2 separate regions of the Homo sapiens genome follow, and region 2 is linked to region 1. The links are chromatin loops, found by intact Hi-C in ENCODE. Cell type or tissue: psoas muscle. All regions are shown on one strand. Each heading gives the region's core, and the rest is flanking DNA. Links, peaks and the distances in the headings are about the cores only. Region 1 overlaps SLC22A23 (solute carrier family 22 member 23). Region 2 overlaps SLC22A23 (solute carrier family 22 member 23).

Region 1 (5,261 bases), core at 1-5,000:
TTTAAAAAATTTGTTTGGTTTTCCCCTCCTTCTTACTTACATGTCATTGAGAATGCTAGGAAGGTGTTTTCATTTTGACATGTTAACATCAGATTCTAGATCAGTGCTGTCCAATAGAACACTTGAAGTGTGGCCAGTGCAACTGAAGAACTGAAGGTTTACTTGTACCTAATTTTAATTAATTTAAGTTTAAATAGCCATATGTGACCACTGTATTGGACAATGCAGTTCTGGAAGAAAAAGCCACAGAAACCAAGGCATTCCCCAGTGCTGTCAGAGACTGGACAGTAGATTCTAATTCGTGTACCATTCCCCTTAGCAAAAATCCTCTTAAAATATTTTCTAACTTAGGAATAAGCGAATCGAATCTAAAATTTACTTGAGAAAATATTCTCAATATTTATAGAATGTAAGTTCCTTCTTCTGCCATCCTGTGCCTTCTGTCTTCTTTCCCAAATGAAACATTTTTTCATTGCTTCTTGTGTGTATGTATTTAAGGGCTGCTCTCTGTTCGGCACCAATGTTTGACAGTGATTGGCTCTTCTCTTAAATACAGCCAGCTCCCCAAGGTCATCAGTCAACGTCATTATGTTCAGAAGCAGATAGATGGGCAATTCAAGAGCGACCTAGGGTCTTTCGACATTTGGCCGGCTGCTGAGTATTTAATTACGTCTCGACAAACATGGGAGAGAGCCCTCATTGATAAGCTTAGCTTGTTAAGAGCTGGTCTCATTAATGGTCATGGTGATAAATTGTGCTAGTCTTATTGAAAAAAAGATGTCTAAAACGAGGACATTATGTCTAAATGATGAGGATGTGTGTGTGTGTGTGCGTGTGTGTGTGTATTTGCAGGGGCTGGAGATGTTTCCTTCGTTCTTAAAGGATAAATCTGGTGTTTAAAATCCAAAGATCTGAATTCAAGTCCTAGATACTATAAACCATATGACCTAAGGCCTATTTGGTAACTAACCTCTTGGGGCCTCCCTGTTAAATGGGATTAGCACTTGTTTACGAGGCAAGAGTGTGGTTGGGAATAGATGTGGAAATGCAGTGTCTCTGTTTGCTGCTGAAGTGGTCCAGAATATGCCACTGGCCATAAGGACTGTTGTGAGCTGACAGCATTTGAGAACCAGCAGATGCAGGACGCAGCTTTGTCGGAACTCCCCCATCTACCTAGAAACAGAGCTTTCCCGAAGAATTCAACTGTCATAAATCCCCCTTTAAGGGAGATTTCTCCCAGCAGAGGTGAAGATGAGAAGTTGATGCAGGATGAGAAATTGCATAAACACACCTTACTAAAACAAACCTTCTCTTATATTATTTCCCCCGTGTATTTCTCTGTCATTTCCCACTATTTCTTGTCTCTTGAAATCCTAACCCCTTCCCTGCATTAGGATGGTATATAAAGCCCCAAATTCCAACCTCTTCTCTGAGCCATTTTTTGCACTCTCCTGCCGGTATACATATGTGATTAAACTTTGTCTTTCCTCTTGCCAGCCTGTCTTTTGTCAGTTTAATTCACAGGCCCCAAGCACTGACCCTAGGAGGGTGGAGGAAAAGGTTTTCATCCCCAGCACTAATGTGAAGGTGTTATTTGTACGATGGCAGTTTCAGGCAGATGAGAAATCCCAGCAATTTTGCTGACATTTGACGGCAAAAGCTCCTCAAGGTTTGAATCTCCTGGACCCCCCATCTACTGGCTTCCTGGGCTCCATCTGGAAAGCATCTGTTTCTGGGAATCTGGGCTCAGGGCCCCGGGGGACTCTGATGCTGTGGGTCAAGGAGGCCCCACCTTTGAGAAGCACTGTTTTCAGGGACCTCTGCAGACTGGGAGAGAGAAAGAGGTGTGTGTGTTTCAAAGGAGGTGAGCCGTGAACCCTAGTGGCCTCACTTCCATAGTTTCTGGGGCTGTACTTCATTCTGAATTTCAAATTTTAGTATTCGGTTGCCTAAATGAAGTAAGGTATTCCTTTAAATTTTGTTTTATCTCAATTTGTTGGCCACCCAATGACTTTTTGAAAAAGAGTTATGTTAAGGAGACACATGGCCTTAAAACAGCAAACCACATTGGGCTGGATTTCAAATTGAGGCTTCCATCTTGAAACAAAACGGTAACTGAGAATAAGTTTTCATTTTCACGCAGACACACCTAAAATTTAAACCCATAGTATGTACCTAGAGGAACAAAATGCTAGTTTAGGAGCTGCTGAACCTAAACTAGCAGCTTTCATTAAGAAGAAATCTTAATTAAAGCTTCATTAATCTTTCATTAAGAAGAAAGATTTTCTTCTTAATGCTACTGAACAGATGTCTTCCTCTATCCATGAATCGAAATATAGATAATCACTTGGGCCCTAGGATTTGTTTAGGAAATGAAAGAAGTACAAGAAGACTTAAGTTGTATGATTTTTTTTAAAATCCATTAACTTTTCTTTTAAAGGATTTACAGGTGTGGAAAGGATGGCCCCAGTCTGAAATTTTATTCCCAGCTTGTGTTCAGTTTCCTGCGCTCCCCCGCCCCCACCCCCCTCGCTTGACAGGGAAGCTTCGGTCACAACAGATGACCAATGAATTGTGCGTGTGGTTTCTTCTCTTTTGCTTCTTTTCTTTTCTGCCAACTCTGTCAAAGGCAGCCCAGCGTGAATCAGAAGTGCTGGCTGAACACTTACCCCAGAAGTCTGAGATGGTTTGGTAATCACAGCATTTACATTTGAATGTCATCTAACACCAGAGCAGTGATTAACCAGTGACTACAGAGTCACATCCTAAGTAGAGTAATACTGTGATTTTTTTCTGGGTTTTCATGTTCTGGACCCAAGGAGTTGGAAGAAGAGAGAGAGAGAGAACAAAACCCATCCACCTCAGAGTTTTCTAGTGAGGTCTGACATCTGCCATTCTAAAAAGTTTCAGGTGTGTCCTCTAAACCTCACCTTGAAACAGCCTCTTGCACTGTATAAAAGTTAGGCTTTTGGAACAAAATCTTTTGAAACAACTACAACAAAAAGTATGCTTCAATGGCATAACTTTTTTTTAGCATTTCAATCCTTCATATTTAACATTTTTCCTCTCAGCTTGATCGGAGGGAGGGCTTTCTGAGAAACCCTCTTTCCAATGAATCTCAAAACAGCTTCTGAGGTCATCTGTGACTCGGGCCAGCCTCTCAGCAACCTCTGTGTGAGGATTGTTTCTCTATATTAAATGCTGTATGTTCCGAATGTGTGTCCTTCAGAGCCAGGAGCTCACAGGAGCCATGTGACCCCTGACTTCACAGCAGGCCACCTTCAACCCTGTGAAGGGAGGGGAAGGTGCCATAGCAGGCATTGGTGATGGGAATGCCAAAGGTTATGTGTAACATGAGAGACCGGCCCCTCCTCATTCAACCTGATCCTGAAAGAAGGAGCATAAGCTTGAAGACATGAGTCCTTTAAATATCATTCCTGTAAACTCATATTGCCCTGGTTTCTGTTTTCCCAAATGGTAAATGTATCCTTTCCAGACAGATCCCATCAAAACCCACAAGTACCTAAGGACAGTCTCTCGGTTCTCATGTCTCTAGCACGTCATGCGGCTGCCCTTTTCCCAGTAGCCCCATCTGTTTTCCATAAGGGCCGCACTCTGTCACTTTATAAATTTGCTACGGCAATTGTCTCCTGCTTTTTCACATGGGACCTTGAAAATCGTTTTTGGCCTTTACACAAAGGATCGGTTACAAAGCTCCTCATACTGTGGTTAGAAATCGAGTCACTTTCCAAGTTGCCGTTCTTATGCAAGATGTTCCCAACTTTTGCAAGAATTATCAACTTTTACAAAAGTTCATTTATCTCATGGTTACCTGGAACTAAAGGGGCAATTTGTCATAGACTCTGCTGCGGTTACGTATGGGTCCCCAGGCCAGCCCACAGGGCTGTTTAAATGTGTCCCTGAATTATTATACTAACGTGCTGTTTGAAGGCCCTAGAGAGAATGTGACCGGCGGGCGTTTTACCTTATATCATCACTTTCTTTGACTCTGACAAACATTTCTTCCAGATAGTACCTCTTGCCATTCATAAGAGAGTCATAAGCATGTTAAGCCTCTTGCTCAATGTCATTCGTATAGCTGGTACTTGGAAAATGGAAATGCCAACCAATTTCAAAGCCCCTGCCCTTACCATTCCCTTCTCCAGGCCATCCCTCCTGGATAATACCGCTTTTGTGGGAGCGCTCTCTGGGCTAGGAAGCACCTCCCCTGTGGGGAGAGGAGAGGAGGGAAGCTGTATTCTCATGGACACATTTTTAATTTCATATGTTTACATAAGGAGGCTCAGATGTTCCTCAGCCATTATTGTTACAGGAAAGGGGCCCTGATCCAGACCCCAAGAGAGGATTCCTGGATCTCACCCAAGAAAGAGTTCGGGGCCAGTCCGCAGTGCAAAGTAAAAGCAAATTTATTAAGAAAGTAAAGGAATAAAAGAATGGCTACTCCATAGACAGAGCAGCCGCAAAAGCTGCTGGTTGCCCTTTTTTATGGTTATTTTTTGATGATATGCTAAACAAGGGGTGGATTATTCATGCCTCCCCTTTATAGACCACATAGGGTAACTTCCTGACGTTGCCATGGCATCTGTAAACCGTCATGGCGCTGCTGGGAGTGTAGCAGTGAGGACGACCAGAGGTCACTCTTGTGGCCATCTTGGGTTAGGTGTGTTTTGGCCGGCTCCTTTACTGCAACCTGTTTTATCAGTAAGGTCTTTATGACCTGCCTTTTGTGCCGACCTCCTGTCTCATCCTGTGACTTAGAATGCCTTAACCATCTGGGAATGCAGCCCAGTAGGTTTCAGCCTCATTTTACCCAGCTCCTGTTTAAGATGGAGTTGTTCTGGCTCACATGCCTCTGACATTATGAATTGGAAAGTGGAGGCTGTCACCCCAGGAGGGACAGGACCAGGGCTTGGGAACTCAGCTGCACCTGGGGAATGAACAGAAAACAAAAAGCTTTGTAACAAAGCTTGACAAAGTCTTTGAAGACAGATCACCATCTGTCTTCATCTAAGGCCTGTGTGCCTGGTGGTGGATTATCAGATTGGGGGTGGGGGAAAGCACACTGTTTTAATTTTTATTAAAGTTGGAAGAGGAGTTTTAAAGGATACGAAATCCTGATTGGTAGGAGGCTGACATGGATTTCAGCTGCAATGGCAATAATAGCCACAGAGCTATTGCATCACTTAAGAAATGACTGGCTCCTCCCTCCCCTCGACCCTGCTCTTCCCTCTGCAGCTCTG
Region 2 (5,487 bases), core at 274-5,273, 74 kb before region 1:
TCCTCATACTTCTGAAATTCTTTAGGAGATTATACTGTGTCTGAACATATTTTCTTTTCCCGACACATTTTTGTCAATACCAGAAGCAGAAGTCAAACAAGGGTGTCGGTGCCATGGGTTCCCCCAGCGCTACCCTACCCTGCTAAACGGCGGTGCCTCCAGGATGGCAAGGGCGGTGTTGCAGGCGGATCCCCAGGCATGAGTAACCCTTATCATGGTAAACTTGCTGGGCCTGGGAATCCAGTTGGTTTACTTGTTGCTTCAGATATGCTGTCTATTCTTGTGCCTAGTTGAGGAGGGTTTAAGGTAGCAGGTGGCTGCCTTGCTCTGGGTTTCCTGCACCCCCTCCCCAGGGGGAAGCCCAGAGGCTGGGAACTGTGGAGCCAGCAATACTTCTAACCAGGCTTCCTCTCCCTACCAGGCGTGTGAGTGACTCAGTCTCCCTCCACTGTGTTCATTTTCCACTGTGGCACTGTTAATGGATAGGGCTGATCACTGAATGTCTTATTAGCTAGCACCTTAATGGGGTCATGGCTGCCCAAGGCCAGGTCTGGTCATTGCTCAGGTGGCTGAACTCACAACAGTATTGGCAATTTCCTCCAGTCCCCTAAATGCTTTATTAAAATTTCTTCTGCCTCCTGGCCATCTCATAGAAGCATAATATACTCATTTGCATCCTTTAACCTCAAGTAAACTCATCAATGGGAAGTCTTGGGGGAGACATGAAAGCATTTCAGATGACTCCCTGCCATCAAGACAGCAGCTGGTGCCCTTCTCCCCGGCAGCAACCTGGGGTCGGGATGTGTTCCTCTCCTGCCAAGATTGTGCCCGACTGAGGCTCCCAAAGGCATGATGCAACTGGGAGATGAGTGGTTACAGGTGTTGAGAGCACCTCCTCTCCCAGAGTGTATAAACCAAGCTGGAAAAACAGAATGTGCACCCACTGTGATTTATGAAGCTGTCACTCACGTTTTAAGGCAAAACCTGTATTCCTGAAGTTAGAAATAGGTTGTGTGGTGAAAGGTTTTTATTATCAAAAATACATTTTTTCCTAGAAACAGCATACATATGTGAATGTTCGTTTTCCAGGCTTGCCTCCAAAAGCTCACTGAACTCATCACCTAGCTGTACGACCCTGCATTTGCAGAGCAGAGCAGCAGCAGCCAGTAGTCTTTTGCATGGTTCCCACAGCGTTTTTGCTTCTCCCTGCTCTTGGGAGTTGTTTGAACCCCAGCCCAAGACAGTGAAGCTCATTCATTGTCTTCAAAATGGCAGGGCAGTGTTGGCCAGTAGTTCTCAGAGTCGCAGGGCAGGTTTGCCGAACCACACTGCTGTGCTTACCTGCAGGAGTCTTCATTCAGTGGGCCTGGGATGGGGCCCAAGAACTTGCCTTTTCTAACTAGTCCCCAGGTGGTGCTGATGCTGCTGGTCCCTGGAGCAGTTTGAGGACCACTGGAGCAATCATGGAAGGAAGTTAACCCTGTAAGGAGCTCCTGTGTCTGAATTCTTAAGAATCTGTGCAACCAGCAGTGCCCTTCTCCCCAAATTCATGAATAAACCCTGACAACAGCAAATTCCAAGCCGTCTTTTATTGATGAGGCCCTTGTGCAGTCTGTGCTTACATTCCCATATTCCGTTTCTTCCTGGGCCTGGCGTTGCAAATCACTCTGGAAGCAGATGGGGTAGAAAAAGAAGTCACCCTCCTCAGACCTCTGGAAAGCATACCTGTGTTGGGGGCATCGGCGAGCCAGTGTGTGTCCCAAGGAGTCCAGGGCAGAAGTGGGGACATTGTGACAGGCAGTGGCTTTCTACTTATCCCAGCCAGGCACCTTTCCCTGCATCCACTGACACAGAGCTTGGCTTTTCCTGAATTTTAGTGAAGCTGAGAACCACAGCTGTGGCCTCAGGGGCCTCGATAAGGCTCTGGAAGTTTGGAAACATGAGGCAGGACCTGAGCTTACAGTGCCCTCTAAGGATCCTCTGTGCTGCAGTCTGGGTAGCATAGAGACAAGGGGCGGGGGGAGACATCTAAGAAGACAGAACTAGGATCAGGGGTCAGCCCACCACCTTCCATGTTCCCCATCCCCTCCAATCCTGCCTCTGCTCCCAGAACACCTCCCGCTCCGGTGTTCCCAAATGCATTGGCGTGAATTTCTTCAGCTTCTTCCCTGCACCACCCCACCCCCGTCTCCACTGACCTGGAGTTGCGCGTCCAGACCAGAAGCTTTGCCCACTTCTTTGCAGCAGAAGCAGGGGCATCTAGACCCCCGGCTCTGTGTCTCCATGGCCTGGCCAGCAGGGACCCTGCTTATGTGCCCCTCTGGCCCAGATGAAAGCTGCATGTGGATTTGAGTCCACACTTGGACACACATCCCTTAGAGGGAACAAACAGGGGTTTACGTCCTGATCCTGCAAGTGGAGAAAAGAAAAATGAGAAGATTTGTATTTGTTTGTATTTTTCTTATTAAACAATATAATAGTCTGAATGTTGTATTTACTAATTGACCGGCTTTCTCTCCAAGGAGAGCAGATGGCTTTAGAGGGAAACATGGGAAAACGCAAGGGACACTTCCAAGGGCAAAATAGAATGTTTAGTTAAAGTTCATATTTCAACATTTACTACTAATGCTCGCTTTTATTTTTAAGACTCCTCATAAAGTTTGGGGAATGTTTTGGGATGAAAATGCAAAAGTTACTTTTAACCTCCTCATGTCATCACGATGCCCATGCAGAAAGTTGACAGGGTCTCCCAGCCCCTGGGCACTCAGAGCAGCTCTTCATGGTGAGGGACCACTGGTCCTCAGGGATGCCTGGTCTCCGTGGCTGCCCACCTCTGCCTCAGTTTACATTTCCCGTGGTGGTTGGGACAGAAGAATACACATCCCCAGACTTCCTGCGTCATTCTTTGCAGACTTATAATCTGTCCCAGACTAAAATGTTACATTTCCTTTTGTGGGCAAATTATATGTCTCATTGGATTTTCAAAACCATGGAAGAGACTCTGACTGGTGTATATGGCATGGTACTGGCAACGGTGCGGTGGTCCCTGCAGGGTTATTGTATTGCCCTTATAATTGAGTACGACTAGCTCTGTGTATGTTTCTCTCTGATTTATTTTCTATTTGCCCCTCTCTAGTGGGATCTTGTGTGTGATAATGCCTGGAAGGTCCATATCGCTAAGTTCTCCTTACTGGTTGGATTAATCTTTGGCTACCTAATAACTGGATGCATTGCTGACTGGTGAGTACCAACATGCCCGCCGCACGAACCTTTGGAGGCCACAGCACGCCTTTGCTGGCTAAAGAAAAATAGTCAGTGTTAGCTTACCATGACTGTCTTTTCCCAGTGCCAGAGCAGAAGGCCAAAGCTGCCACGTGGAGAATGCAGAGCTCGGAGAAATGGCCCATGCATGTAGCAGATCATTTGGAAGTGTGAATTTAAATTCAACGCAATTCTCTAGCTTCTAGAATATAGCAAAACCAGCCTGCAGCCCCATCTACTTCTAACCTTTGACGTTTCATTAGAAAGAGCTTGAAGACTTATGTGCAGGGCTGCAGGAGGTGGATGCACTAAGGGGCAGCTGCAGAAGATGCATTAAAAAATAGGGGATGGGGAAGCTAAAGACCCTTCCCCCATGCGAGCTGAATGAGTCAGGCAATGCTGATTAGCTCCTCTACATGTCACGTGGATTTTGGAGAGGGGCAGTCCTTGGCCAGGAGATGCCTCTGTGGGGTCTGTAGGGAGCTGCACCTTGAGTGATAAAGAGCATTTCGGTAATACAGATGGGCGCTGTGGGCAGGGGAGGGTGGTGGCCAGAGGTGAGAATGCATATGCAATAATGATAACATTAGCAGCTGAAAGATTACCGTGTAGCAGGCACTGTGCTAAGTAGTTCCATACATTAACATCTCCTTACAACACCCCGAATAGGAGATGCTATTATTACCTGTGTTTTACAGTTGAAAAAGCAGAGAAGTGTAAGTAAAATCTCCAAGTTCACTCAGCTTTAAGCTGGAGAGCCAGAACTTGAAACTCAGCCACCACGTGGCCTCAGAGCCTGCCCCTCCACCAGGATGCTGCAGCGCTTTTATTTAAGGCATTCTGTGGTCACAGGGGCAGCAGCGGTGAGGTGTCTAAGCAGGGAGGCAGTTGCACAATGTTGACAGGTTTTTCAAGTAGCGAGATTGCTCAGGAGAGAGGCGTAGTGTAACTGTCTCCCCAGCTTACATTCTTTTATCTTTAAAGGATTTTTTTTTTTTTTTTTTTTTTTGGTGAATCGAGACATCTTGGCCTTGAGGAAATAAGGGCCCAGAGTGATATGGAACAAATTCTATAGGTTCTGTGACCTCTGCACCTCAGTTAACTGAGAATGCTGGCCAAGGCAAGTGCCTGGGCGGACAGCAGCAGAGGGTCACATTACACATGTGGAAAATTTCTTCCAAAACCCAGCGTGTATTTGGGAGTTCCTTGAGCTGACATGTAATGTGATTTCCTGTGTGCTTGACATCTGCCTCATCATGATTTGCAAGTGCTTCTCATGGACACGTTCTCTGTGGACAGCAACAGAGAAGCAGTCAGTGACCTCTGGAGACCTACGCAGGGGACCTCTTGGGGGCTTTCTTTGGTAGAGGCAACACAGGGTTTATTTTTTTAAACCAAATACTTGAGTTCATAGGTTTCTAGTGTGGGCTATATTGGTCTAAAATATACCGTTTCCCAGAAATCTACATTGAAATAGGTTAGAAAAATATACTAATATAATCCATGTCACTGTCTTTCTAAAAAAATGCAAACTCAACTGGGGTTGTAGTGTCCTTATTCAATAAATAATTTAATAGAAAAGTAAAAATCGACTTTTATGAATGAACCAGTCTGTAACAGTTTAAATTGTTTAAAGATTGTTTTCTTAACTTTCTTCTTGTACACACATGTGATGTGGCCTCCCTGATCACACACCAGGCCTGAGGACAAAAGAGTTTGGGTCTTGCTCTTAGAGTAACCAGAAGTCTGACATCGCAAACCATTTCTCTGCAGTTGCTTTTCTGAGGTTCCTCCTCAGATGGGCAAGATTGAGGGGGTGCCCCGGGAATCAGGGGCAGGCTGCCTGAGTGGTAGTTTTTGAACATTTTGAGTGGCCTTCCCTTTCAGTTTGAAAGCTTGGTATTTTCCAACTCCATTTTCTGGCATTTGACTCCCTGCTTGAGCCTTGCTTAAAAGGAAATAAACCCATTTAAAGGGAACTCCAGACCTCTCGGCTATGGGCCCTGTTTCATGGCTGCAGGGGAAGTGGATCAAGTCATACAATATGCTTCCTAAGGCTGCAGTCAGCATTTAGTAACATTTAAGTAGTACACTTCTTTCTTCAAAAAGTTACATTTTTGACACCAAGTTTTGTCTGGGGATGTTCACTGGGTATTGGTATAGAATCTGCTAGCTCAGGTGGGTGGGAGGGCCGATGGCCAGTGGCCCCAGGGATGCGCTCACTTC

The links. Peaks named below come from ENCODE experiments on the same cell type or tissue, not always from the same donor. Only the 100,000 strongest peaks of a DNase experiment are listed, where the experiment ranks them.
Region 2: it touches region 1 in a loop (1.8-fold over the local background); 8 of 110 quality-filtered maps call a loop at or near these places.

The regions. Positions count from the first base shown.
Region 1 is chr6:3,339,044-3,344,304 of GRCh38, reverse strand. All of the region lies in intron 3 of SLC22A23 (solute carrier family 22 member 23), which reads left to right. Among named protein-coding and RNA genes, the nearest start is that of PSMG4, 83 kb to the right of the region's middle. RefSeq lists an enhancer at 2,394-3,117. In psoas muscle, for the core only: no CTCF peak of the experiment used is centred there; DNase peaks (open chromatin) are centred at 2,604 and 3,564; H3K4me3 peaks cover 331 bases; H3K27ac peaks cover 3,247 bases.
Region 2 is chr6:3,413,505-3,418,991 of GRCh38, reverse strand. It overlaps SLC22A23 (solute carrier family 22 member 23), which reads left to right. Exons shown (of 10, transcript NM_015482.2): 2 at 3,137-3,240. It overlaps LOC105374890 (a long non-coding RNA gene), which reads right to left. Exons shown (of 3, transcript XR_926397.3): 2 at 2,199-2,409; 3 at 1,013-1,667. Among named protein-coding and RNA genes, the nearest start is that of SLC22A23, 41 kb to the left of the region's middle. RefSeq lists enhancers at 3,540-4,041, 5,106-5,487. In psoas muscle, for the core only: no CTCF peak of the experiment used is centred there; a DNase peak (open chromatin) is centred at 3,291; H3K27ac peaks cover 545 bases.